Linked DNA regions of Homo sapiens: region 2 is linked to region 1. Evidence: read pairs that join two places in POLR2A ChIA-PET (ENCODE). Cell type or tissue: PC-9. All regions are shown on one strand. Links, peaks and the distances in the headings refer to the core of each region. The heading gives the core; the rest is flanking DNA.

Region 1 (5,689 bases), core at 329-5,328:
ACGTGCCTGTAGTCCCAGCTACTCGGGAGGCTGAGGCAAGAGAATCGCTTGAGCCCAGGAGGCAGAGGTTGCAGTGAGCTGAGACTGCTCCACTGCACTCCAGCTTGGGCTACAGAGTAAGATTCTGTCTCTAAATAAATAAATAAATAAAATAAAGTTTGTAAGTGGCCAAAGAAATATTCACTTGGATAAATTTAGAAACTGTTGCCCTACTTTGGGACCAGACTAACATTTTCAAACTTTTCAAAAAAGGCTAATGTGCAATTGAGCTTGTTTTGTTTGGAATACAGAGTTGAAGTTCTGAAGACATTTAATCTGAAACACGAAGGCTCAAATACCAACTGTGTTGTTCCTTTCAACATTTATTACAAAAATCTATTTCTAGAGTCTTCAGGTTGATATTAAAATGTCTTTTCTTCACAGTTTACTGGGAGCAGAAAAAAAAAAGTCTTTTCATTTTCTCATCTTGATGACTCTCTAAAAGACAGGATTTTGAGATTGGTTACCAAGAAAAACAAACTCCAACCTCCTCCAGCCCAGCTGCAGGATAAATTCAAGCTATCAGTTTTCCTTGTGTCAGAGGTGGACCCAAATTTTCTCTGTGAAACTCCAAGGGGAAACTCTTTCCTCCTGACATTTTGTCCTCTTTGCCAGAAAAAGCCTCAAGAAGGGTTTAAGTAACACAGCTTTGAGTCAGTTGCGTAAGAAAACATTTAGAAAAGCACTTTCAGAAATTCAGAGATAAAGTAGTTCCCTGTTTACCAAAAAGAAGAGAACCAACTTCATACGCCATTTTATCAGTTCCATCAATGTCCATGTGCTAAGCTGATCTGTCTGTACTTCCGGCTATGTCAACCAAGCAGTGGAGGGCTTGACTTTGAAAAAGCTGTGTCTGGCTGGGTACAGGCTCATGCCTGTAATCCCAGCACTTTGGAAGACCAAGGTGTCTGGATCGCTTGAGCCAAGGAGTTTGAGACCAGCCTGGGAAACTGGAGAAAACTTGTCTATACAAAAATTAGCCAGATGTGGTAGTGAGAGCCTGTAGTCCCTGCTACTTGGGAGGCTGAGGTGGGAGGATTGCTTGAGCCTGGAGGCAGAGGTTGCAGTGAGCCAAGATCATGCCACTGCACTCCAGCCTGGGCAACAGAGCAAGAAGACTCTGTCTCAAAAAAAAAAAAAAAATGTAATCCCAGCACTTTGAGAGGCTAAGAGGGGCGGATCACTTGAGGTCAGGAGTTCAAGACCAGCTTGGCCAACATGGTAAAACCCCATCTCTACTAAAAATACAAAAATTAGCTGGGTGTGGTGGCACATGCCTGTAGTCCCAGCTACTCGGGAGGCTGAAGCAGGAGAATCATTTGAACCTGGGAGGTGGAGGTTTCAGCGAGCTGAGATTGTGCCACTGCACTCCAGCCTGGGCGACAGAGCAAGACTCTGTCTCAAGGAAAAAAAAAAGAAAGAAAGAAAAGAAAAGAAAGTAAAAAGAAAAAGAGGAAAAGCTGTGCCTTCCCCACAACATAAGGCTTAAAACAACCCAGTATACTCAGTGCTCACTTTGATACCACACTAGTAAGGTTAAAAAAAAATGTATTTTTTTTTAAAAACAATATATTTGTTCTCAAAAACTGTCATTGCTTTATTTGTTTTGGGCCATGATGTTTACATTATTTTGAACCTCCTAATGATCTTAAAGGGAAGTAGTGGATTTATGTTTATCAAAGGAAAATAAAAAAGAGATGAGAAAAAACTGCTCTAAATGGAAAAAATAGTATTGAGAATGAAAATGCTGGCAGAGGGATAAGGAATGGCTGTCTGCGGAGGGTCACTCATGCTGGGGTTTAATTTAAATTCTTGTCTGACGTTGGAGGGCATATATGGCCCCTTGAGGACGGTGACTTGCAGATGTGCAACACTCTAGGCTTTGTAGATCCCAGGCTTTGGTTCTGAGATGGACATGCAGATTTTCGCTCCTCCACCTGACTTTTTGATAATTCAGATTCCTTCCCACGCCTTAGAGACCCTCTGCAGCTTGCCCCGATGTGAGTGGGGCAGGGCATGCCACGCAGCTCCCTCCAGCTTTATACTCATTTCCATCACTGTCTGGCCATTTGGTCCAAACTACTGTTTTGACCTGCTTGACACCTCTCTAAGCTGATGGCATCTTTGAGCTCATACGCCCAGTTGAAGATATCTTTGACTTCTTCTAAACACCTAGCTGAGGTCTAGGCGTGGTGGCTCACGCCTGTAATCCCAGCATTTTGAGAGACCGAGGTGGGAGGATCAGTTCAGCCCAGGAGTTTGAGACCAACCTGGGCAACATGGTGAAACCTGCTGTCTACAAAAAATACAAAAATTAGCCGGGCGTGGTGGTGTATACTTGTAGTCCCAGCTACCCAGAAGGCTGAGGTGGGAGGATCACTTGAGCCCAGGAAGTCGAGGCTGCAGTGAGCCATGTTCACACCACTGCATTCTAGTCTAGGTGACAGAGTGAGATCCTATCTAAAAAAAAAAAAAACCTAGCTGAGACAATTATCTTTTGGGGCAGGACCAAAGGAACATGGCATCCTTTCTCCCCACTGCATTCGCTGCCTTCATCTCTGTATCAAGGGCTACGTCCTTGGGAATTCCAGAGAAAAGGAAATGTCTACCCTCAAGGAAAATTTCGAGCTTCTGGGTCTTCTTATGGAGAATGAAGGTCAAACATAAAATTTGAGGACCCAGACTGTTAGATAACAGTTCAATAATGGATAACTTTTGGATAACATTTATTGTGTGCCAGGCACCATTCTAAGAGCTTCATATAGAGCAACTCATTTATTCCTCACGACAACTTCATAAGAAACATTTTATTAGATCTCCGTTTTATAAAGAAGTAACCAAGGCACCAAGTGTTATGGACTGAATTGTGTCCCTTGAAACTTCCTATATTGAAGCCCTCACCCACAACGTGACTGCATTTGGAGACAGGCCCTTTAAAGAAGAAACTAAGGTAAAATGAGGTCATAAGAGTGGGTTCTGGCCAGGTGCGGTGGCTCACGCTTATAATCTCAGCACTTTGGGAAGCAGAAGTGGGTGGATCACCTGAGGTCAGGTGTTCGAGACCAGCCTGGCTAATGCAGTGAAACTCCATCTCTACTGAAAATATAAAAAAAAATTAGCCGGGCGTGGTGGTGGGTGCCTGTAATCCCAGCTACTTGGGAGGCTGAGGCAGGAGAATCGCTTGAACCCAGCAGGTGGAGGTTGCAGTGAGCCGAGATTGCACCACTGCACTCTAGCCTGGGCGACAGAGCCAGAATCTGTCTCCAAAAAAAAAATAAAAAAGAGAGAGAGGTCTTAATCTAATAGGACTGACGTTCTTATAAAAAGAGGGAGAGACACCAGGTATGCACATACACAGAGAGAAAAGCCCATGTGAGACCACAGCAAGAAGACAGCCATCTGCATGCCAAGTAGAGGGCTCAGAAGACACCACCCCTGCCAACACCTTGACCTGGGACTTTCAGCCTCCAGAAGTATGAGATAGTGTCTGTTGTTTAAGCCACCCAGTCTGTGGTACTTTGTTATGGCAGCCCCAGCAAATTAATACACCAAGAAGCCAAGAAATAGGCCCAGGATCACATAGCTCTTTTTTTTTTTTTTTTTTTTTTGAGGCGGAGTCTCACTCTGTCACTCAGGCTGGAGTGCAATGGCATGATCTCGGCTCACTGCAACCTCTGCCTCCTGGGTTAAAGTGATTCTCCTGCCTCAGCCTCCTGAGTAGCTGGGACTACAGGTGAGCACCACCATGCCCAGCTAATTTTTGTATTTTTAGTAGAGACAGGGTTTCACCATGTTGGCCAGGATGGTCTCGATCTCTTGACCTCGTGATCCACCCACTTCAGCCTCCCAAAGTGCTGGGATTACAGGCATGAGCCACTGCACCTGGCCTAGGATCACACAGTTCTTAAGTGGTAGAGCTAGGATTTGAACCCAGGCAGTCTGGCTTCAGAAATCATGCTCTTGACCACTGCACTTTTCTGTCTTCCTCCAGTGGTTTAAAGCAGCACTTTCCAATAGACATATAAGGTCAGGCACAAATTTGAGAGTCATATAGACTTTTAAATTTTCTAGCAGCCACCTTTTTTAAAACAGGTGGAATTATTTTTAATAATACATTTTACTTAACCCAATATACTAAAGCATTGTCATTCCAGTGTGTAATCAATAGGAAAGGTTATTACCGATATATTTCACATTCTTTCTTTCGTACTAAGTCTTGGAACTCAGTGTTTATTTTACACTTACAGCACATCCGAATTTGGAGCAGCCACATTTCAAGTGCTCAGTAAGCCGTGTTAGACAAACCTATTAGACAGCACAGGTTAAAGCTCTTTTATGGCTCTCTACTGTGTACAAGATAGAGACTTGACACTTCCTGAACTGCCTGCCCTTTAAGGCCTGCCCTGATGTGGCTCCACCCCTGTTTTGGGCTTCATCTCATGTCATTCCTAGCATCACACTTTATGCTCCTTCAACTGGCAATACTTCAATGTGAGTCCTCTGCTCACACCACACTGTTTTTTTTTGTTTTGTTTTTTTTTTTTTAGACTGAGTCTTGCCCTATCATCCAGGCTGGAGTGCAGTGGTGGGATCTTGGCTTACTGCAACTTCTGCCTCCTGGGTTCAAGCGATTCTCCTGTCTCAGCCTCCCGAGTAGCTGGGATTACAGGAATGTGCCACCATGCCCGGCTAATTTTTGTATTTTTAGTAGAGACGGGGTTTCACCATGTTGCCCAGGCTGGTGTCGAACTCCTGACCTCAAGTGATCTGCCCACCTTGGCCTCCAAAGTGCTGGGATTATAGGCATGAGCCACTGTGCCTGGCCACCACGCTGCTTTTCATCTTGGCATTTTTGCTCATGATTTTCCCATTGTCTGAATGTCCTCCCTCTCATTCATCCAGCCTACTCCTACTTATTCTATGACACCCACTCAGGTTTCCCCTCCTCCAGGAAGCCTTCCTGATACCCCACACTGAAGTGGATACCCCTCCTATATATGCCCGTAACGCTTCATCCTAATCCACCCTGACATGGAGCTCATTTTATTATAACTATTTGTATATGTGTCCCTCCCTGATTAGACTGTGCACTCAAGAGCAGAGGATGTGCTTTGTTAATCTGTGCCCAGCACAGAATCTAACACATAACAGGCACCAGTAAATGTGTGTGCAATTAAACTGAACTCAACATACATGCTTTGGTATCCAGGATTGCTCGTCCAGGTAAAGCAGGTTCCTGAAATCGTGAGGACACTAGGCACAGGCCTCATGGAGGGGAAACATGGGTGCTACCAAGAAGTGAATTGTTTTGGTGTGTGTGTATATAGTGCCTGTATTGTCTCTATTAGACTCTTAAAATAAAAATACAATCTAAGTAAAAGCAATGAATGTTCTATGCAAAACCAGCATCAAAAGCTGTCTCTCCAAACCAGCGACACAACCTGTTGATAAGATAAGCTGAGTGTACTGCCCACTACAAATAGTTATAATAAAATGAGCTCCATGTTAGGATGGATTAGGATGAAGCTTTATGGGCATATGTGGGAGGCTTATCCACTTCAATGTGGGGTATCGAGAAGGCTTCCTAGAGGAGAGGAGACCTGAGCAGGTGTCATAGAATGAGTAGGAGGCAGTTGGATGAATGAGAAGA
Region 2 (5,689 bases), core at 378-5,377, 140 kb after region 1:
TCATCATTGCCCTTTAAAATTGACTTCTTTTTGTCCTTAAAACTGTTGTCCCCCACTCTCTATCCTGAGGATGAATTTCTTAACCTAGAAGTCTCCCAGACCCCACTTAGAAGTAAATCTCTTGGATTGTTGTTATTTTTTTTCTTTACCTTTATTTACTTGCCATTTTTATTTTTTTTCTTTTCACTCTTTTTTTTTTTTCTTTTGAGACAGTCTCACTCTGTCACCCAGGTTGCTGTGCAGTGGAATGATCTCGGCTCACTGCAACCTCTACCTCCCAGGTTCAAGCGATTCTCCTGCCTCAGCCTCCCAAGTAGCTGGGATTACAGGTACACCCCACCACACCCAGCTAATTTTTGTATTTTTGGTAGAAATGGGATTTTGCCATGTTGGCCAGGCTGGTTTCCAACTCCTAACTTATCAGGTGATCTGCCCGCCTCAGCCTCCCAAAGTGCTGGGATTACAGGTGTCAGACACCATGCCCTGCCTGCCCAGCCCAATTTTTAAATGATATAAATTTCTATCAGGATTATAACCATGACACTAAATGTTATAAAAATTCATATTTATTTAAACATGTTTATTTTTTATTTATTTATTTTCTTGAGACAGGGTATCGCTCTGTCACCCAGGCTGGAGTGTAGTGGTGCAATCGTGGCTCACTGCAGCCTCAACCTTCCAGGCTCAGGTGATCCTCCCACCTAAGCCTCCTGAGTAGCGGAAACTGTAGGCATGTTCCACCACCACACCTGGCTAATTTTTGCTGGTGTGTTCTTAGCAACCAGAACAATGCCTACTACATAATAGGCAGCCAATATTTTATTAATTGAACATGTGAAACAGCTTGTGCCTTGCAAAGACAATCTTCCTTTTGTTTCTGAAACTGTTTATTGTATTAATACTAAATTTGTATTTCTGGTAAACTTGCCCTATATTCTTCCTCAGCATTACCAATTCGTTATTTATTAGATCTTCATTCTATTACATATTTTTCTTTAATGTCTTGTGTTTGTTTTTTCTTAATATTTTATATGATTTTCTCAAGTCTATTCTCTCCAATCATAGTTCAGATTTCTGCAGTATTAGTTTGATTCCCTGCTATTTTAACGTGTTTTTAAATAACATAATAATTTTGTTTTCTCCTCTTCTCTTTCATTTGTTCTGCCAGCTTTTTTAAAATGTCATGTTATTGTCTTATCTATGTTTTAAAATCTCTTGTTTAGGGCCGGGTGCAGTGGCTCACGCCTGTAATCCCAGCACTTTGGGAGGCTGAGGCGGGTGGATCACCTGAGGTCAGGAGTTTGAGACCAGCCTCAACATGGAGAAACCCCGTCTCTACTAAAAGCACAAAATTAGCCGGGCGTAGTGGTGCACGCCTGTAATCTCAGCTACTCAGGAGGCTGAGGCAGAATTGTTTGAACCCGGGAGGCGGAGGTTGCGGTGAGCCGAGATCGCGCCATTGCACTCCCGCTTGGGCAACAAGAGCGAAACTCTGTCTCAAAAAAAAAAAATAAATAAAATAAAATAAAATCTCTTGTTTCATGGACTCCATATTTAATTATCCAAAGAGGATAAAGAAGTATTTTGTCTAATGTTTTCTTCTTATCCGTTTTTGTTCCTCTTTAAAAGTGTAATTTTCATGTTTTTACATATTATATTCTTCTACTTCATTTGGGTGTTTTTGTTTTGGTTTGGATTTCTTGTGGGGTTTTTTGTTTTTGTTTTTGTTTTTGGCAAGATCTCTGCTAGAATTTGTTTTGTTTTGTTTGTTGAGTCAGGGTCTGTCTCAAGTCGCCCAGACTAGAGTGCAGTGGTGTGAGCTCGGCCCACTGCAACCTCCACCTCCTGGGTTCAAGTGATTCTCCTGCCTCAGCCTCCCGAGTAGCTGGGATTACAGGTGCACACCACCATGCCTGGCTAATTTTTGTATTTTTAGTAGAGATGGTGTTTCACCATGTTGGCCAGGCTAGTCTCGAACTCCTGACTTCCAGTGATCCGCCTGCCTCGGCCTCTTGAAGTGCTGGGATTACAGGCATGAGCCACCATGCCTGGCCTCTGGTAGAATTTTATTCCCTTGTTTGTATCCGGCAAGAAAAGTGTTTTTGTTTTTCGTTGGGTGTGTGTGTGTGTGTTGTTGTTGTTTTTGTTTTTGTTTTGAATGATGGCAGTACTACTTTGATCTGCAGCTTACTAAAGAATAGTGTGAGTTGAGGGCTCACAAATCTCATCTCAGCTTTTCTGTGCGTTATTGATTTTTTTTGTTTTTGTTTTTAAGTCACTTGTAGGTCTAGATATCAATGGTTTATATTCTTGTTTCATCTTTCAATTACTTGGTGGGGATGGTGAAGTGGGAAGTGACTGTGAAGTGACTCCAATAAGTAGATAGCCATCAAGTAAGGTGTGCTTTCTCTCAGAAACTTCACAAAATTCTTTACATAGTTCTGCTAAATATCCACATTTGGTTTGGTTTGTTTTCCCTGAATTCCTTTAGAATGACTAGGTCCCTGTGATGGCTAATTTTAGGTGTCAACTTGCCTGCTTTAAGAGACAACAAGATAGCTGGTAAGGCATTATTTCTGGGTGTGCTGTGAGGGTGTTTCTGGAAGAGATTGGCATTTGCATCAGTGGACTGAATGAGGAAGATCTGCCCTCACCCAATGTGGGCAGGCATCATCCAATTGGCTGAGGGCCTGGATAGAAAAAAAAGGCAGAGGAAAGGCAAGTTTTCTCTCTTCTGGAGCTGGGACACTGTTCTTTTCCTGCCCTTAGACATAAGAACTCCAAGTTCTCCAGCCTTTGGACTCCAGGACTTGCACCAGCAGCCTTCTAGTTTCTCAGGCCTTTGGATTTGGACTTAGACAGAGCCGCATTACTGGCTTCTTGGGTTCTCCAGCTTGCCGATGGCCTATCATGGAACTTGGCCTCCATAAGTCTCCTCTCATATGTCTCTGCGTGTGTGTGTATCCCATTGGTTCTGTCTCTCTAGAGAACACTGACTAATACAGTCGTCTTCACAGAAGCCTGAATATACTCTATAACATATAATATAAGAGGTTAGACTGGACACAGTGGCTCACGCCTGTAATCCCAACACTTTGGGAGGCCGAAGTGGGCGGATCACTTGAGGTCAGGAGTTCGAGACCAGCCTGGCCAACATGGTGAAACCCATCTCTGCTAAATATACAAAAAGTAGTCGAGCATGGTGGCACACACCTGTAATCTCAGCTACTCAGGAGGCAGAGGCAGAAGAATCACTTGAACCCAGGAGGCAGAGGTTGCAGTGAGCCGAGATTGCACCATTGCACTCCTGCCTGGGCGACAGAGCGAGACTCCGTCTCAAGAAAGAAAAACAAAGAAGAAGAAGAAGAAGAAGAAAGAGAGATTAAAAATAAACGTGTAGGCATGGGCTGATATATATACTTTTGTTTACAAGTTCTACCTATTGAGAGGATCAAGGACCAAACAATGACATCACAGTAACTTTTTTTGTGGGGGCGGGGGTGGGCAGTCTCACTATGTTGCCCAGACTGAACTCAAACTCCCATGCTCAAGTAATTCTCCCACTTCAGTCTCCTGAGTAGCTGGGACTACAGGTGTGCACCACCATGCCCAGCATTGCCCATATCTTAGTTTCTAGACACCATTGGCTGATAAAAAAGGAACCAAGACTCCTCAGAGAAGTTGTTGGTTCCAGGGCTGGATCGGGGAAAATGCAGGATGAGCCTAGAGTATCTTGAGGCTCATTTTGAGGACAGAAAGTAAAAAAGTTACTTGCACGCAAAATGTTAACATTAGGGGAATCTGGACAGTGGTTATTCAGATACACTCTGAACAATTTTTTTTTTTTTGAGACTGAGTTTCGCTCTCGTCACCCAGGCTGGAGTGCAATGGTGTGATCTCAGCTCACTGCAGCCTCTGCCTCCCGGGTTCAAGTGATTCTCCTGCCTCAGCCTCCCCAGTAGCTGGGATTACAGGTGCCTGCCACCACACCCGGCTAATTTTTGTATTTTTAGTTCAAAGTGCTTTTTACCAGTTTTCACTACCACTACAAGCGTTAGCTCATATCCTCAACTGGTATTATCCAACTTTAAAAATTTTGTCAAGCAGTCAGTTTAAAATATCTTACATGCAGCTGGGCGTGGTGGCTCTCACCTGTAATCCCAGCATTTTGGGAGGCCGAGGTGGGCAGATCACCTGAGGCCAGGAGTTTGAGAACAGCCTGGCCAACATGGTGAAACCCCGTCTCTACTAAAAATACAAAAAATTAGCTGGGTGTGGTGGTGGCGCCTGTAATCCCAGCTACTTGGGAGGCTGAGGCAGGGAAAATCGCTTGAACCCAGGAGGCGGAGTTTGCAGTGAGCTGAGACCAGGCCATTGCACCCCAGCCTGGGCAACAGAGCAAGACTCTATCTCAAAAAAAAAAAAAAAGAAAAAATCTTACATGCCCTCATTTTTCATTTCATTTCATTAATGCAATTGAATTTCATTTCACATGTTATTGGCCATTCATTGATAAATCTCCTTCAGTAAAGTACCTGTTCATATATTTTACCCATTTTTTTTCATATTTGACTATACATTCTTTACTTATTGGTTTGCAGGAGCTACACACACACATTTTTTTTTCTGACAATATTTGCAGACAGTTCTTCATCCAGTATGTTGCTTCTCTTTTGCTTTTCTTTATGGTGTCTTCTGATAAACAAAAACTTTTCATTTTAATTTTAAAAGGTAAAATTTATCAATCTTTTTTTATTTATGTTTTGGGCCTTTTGTTTAAGCTTCTATTAAGTATTATACCTTAGTTCTTGTGCAGTAAGACAAGAAACAGAAATAAAATATATATGCTACAGTTTAAATAGTATTTGTCCTCTCTGAAACTCATGTTGAAATTTGATTATCATTGTGGCAGTGTTGGGAGATGGGGACCGTTAGGGGGTGATTAGGTCATTAGGGGGAATTAATGCCATTCTTGTTGTAGCCAATTAATACTCAAGAATCCATTAGTTATCACAAGAACAGGTTGTTATAAAGCAAATTGGGCTTCTTTGGCTCTCTTTTGCTTCCTCTCTTGCCACATAATTCCTTCCCTTTTCTGCCATGCTATAAAGGAGCACAAGGCCCCCACCAGATGCAGCTGTCCAGTCTTTGACTTCCCAGCCTCCAGAACTGCAAGCTAAATAAATCTCTTTTCTTTATAAATTATCCAGTCTCAGGTATTCAGTTATAGCAACAGAAAACCTGCTAAAACAATATGAATATTGGAAAGGAAAAATAAGTTGCCATTATTTGCAGCTGATATGATTATCTATGTAGAAAATTCAAAAGTATATCAAAAGTTTTAAAATTAATGCAAAAGAAAAAAATTAATGAGAGAGTTTAATAAGAAGTCTGGGTATAAGATTAACATATGAAAATTAGTTGCATTTCTATATACCACAAAAACAATTAGATAATATTATTTAAAAATGGCTAGCCAGGCACGGTGGCTCACACCTGTAATTCCACACTTTGGGAGGCCGAGGCGGGTGGATCACCTGAGGTCGGGAGTTCGAGACCAGCATGACCAACATGGAGAAACCCCCATCTCTACTAAAAATACAAAATTAGCCGGGTGTGGTGTCACATACCTGTAGTCCCAGCTACTCGGGAGGCTGAGGCAGGAGAATTGCTTAAACTGGGAAGGCGG

The links. Peaks named below come from ENCODE experiments on the same cell type or tissue, not always from the same donor. Only the 100,000 strongest peaks of a DNase experiment are listed, where the experiment ranks them.
Region 2: POLR2A ChIA-PET joins it to region 1 with 7 read pairs; 8 of 35 experiments call an interaction of 5 or more read pairs at or near these places.

What each region holds. Positions count from the first base shown.
Region 1 is chr9:112,194,448-112,200,136 of GRCh38, forward strand. No RefSeq gene overlaps it. Among named protein-coding and RNA genes, the nearest start is that of SUSD1, 22 kb to the left of the region's middle. In PC-9, for the core only: no CTCF peak of the experiment used is centred there; no DNase peak of the experiment used is centred there.
Region 2 is chr9:112,339,378-112,345,066 of GRCh38, forward strand. It overlaps a transcript of PTBP3 not described here. Among named protein-coding and RNA genes, the nearest start is that of PTBP3, 8.6 kb to the left of the region's middle. In PC-9, for the core only: no CTCF peak of the experiment used is centred there; a DNase peak (open chromatin) is centred at 2,464; H3K27ac peaks cover 2,137 bases.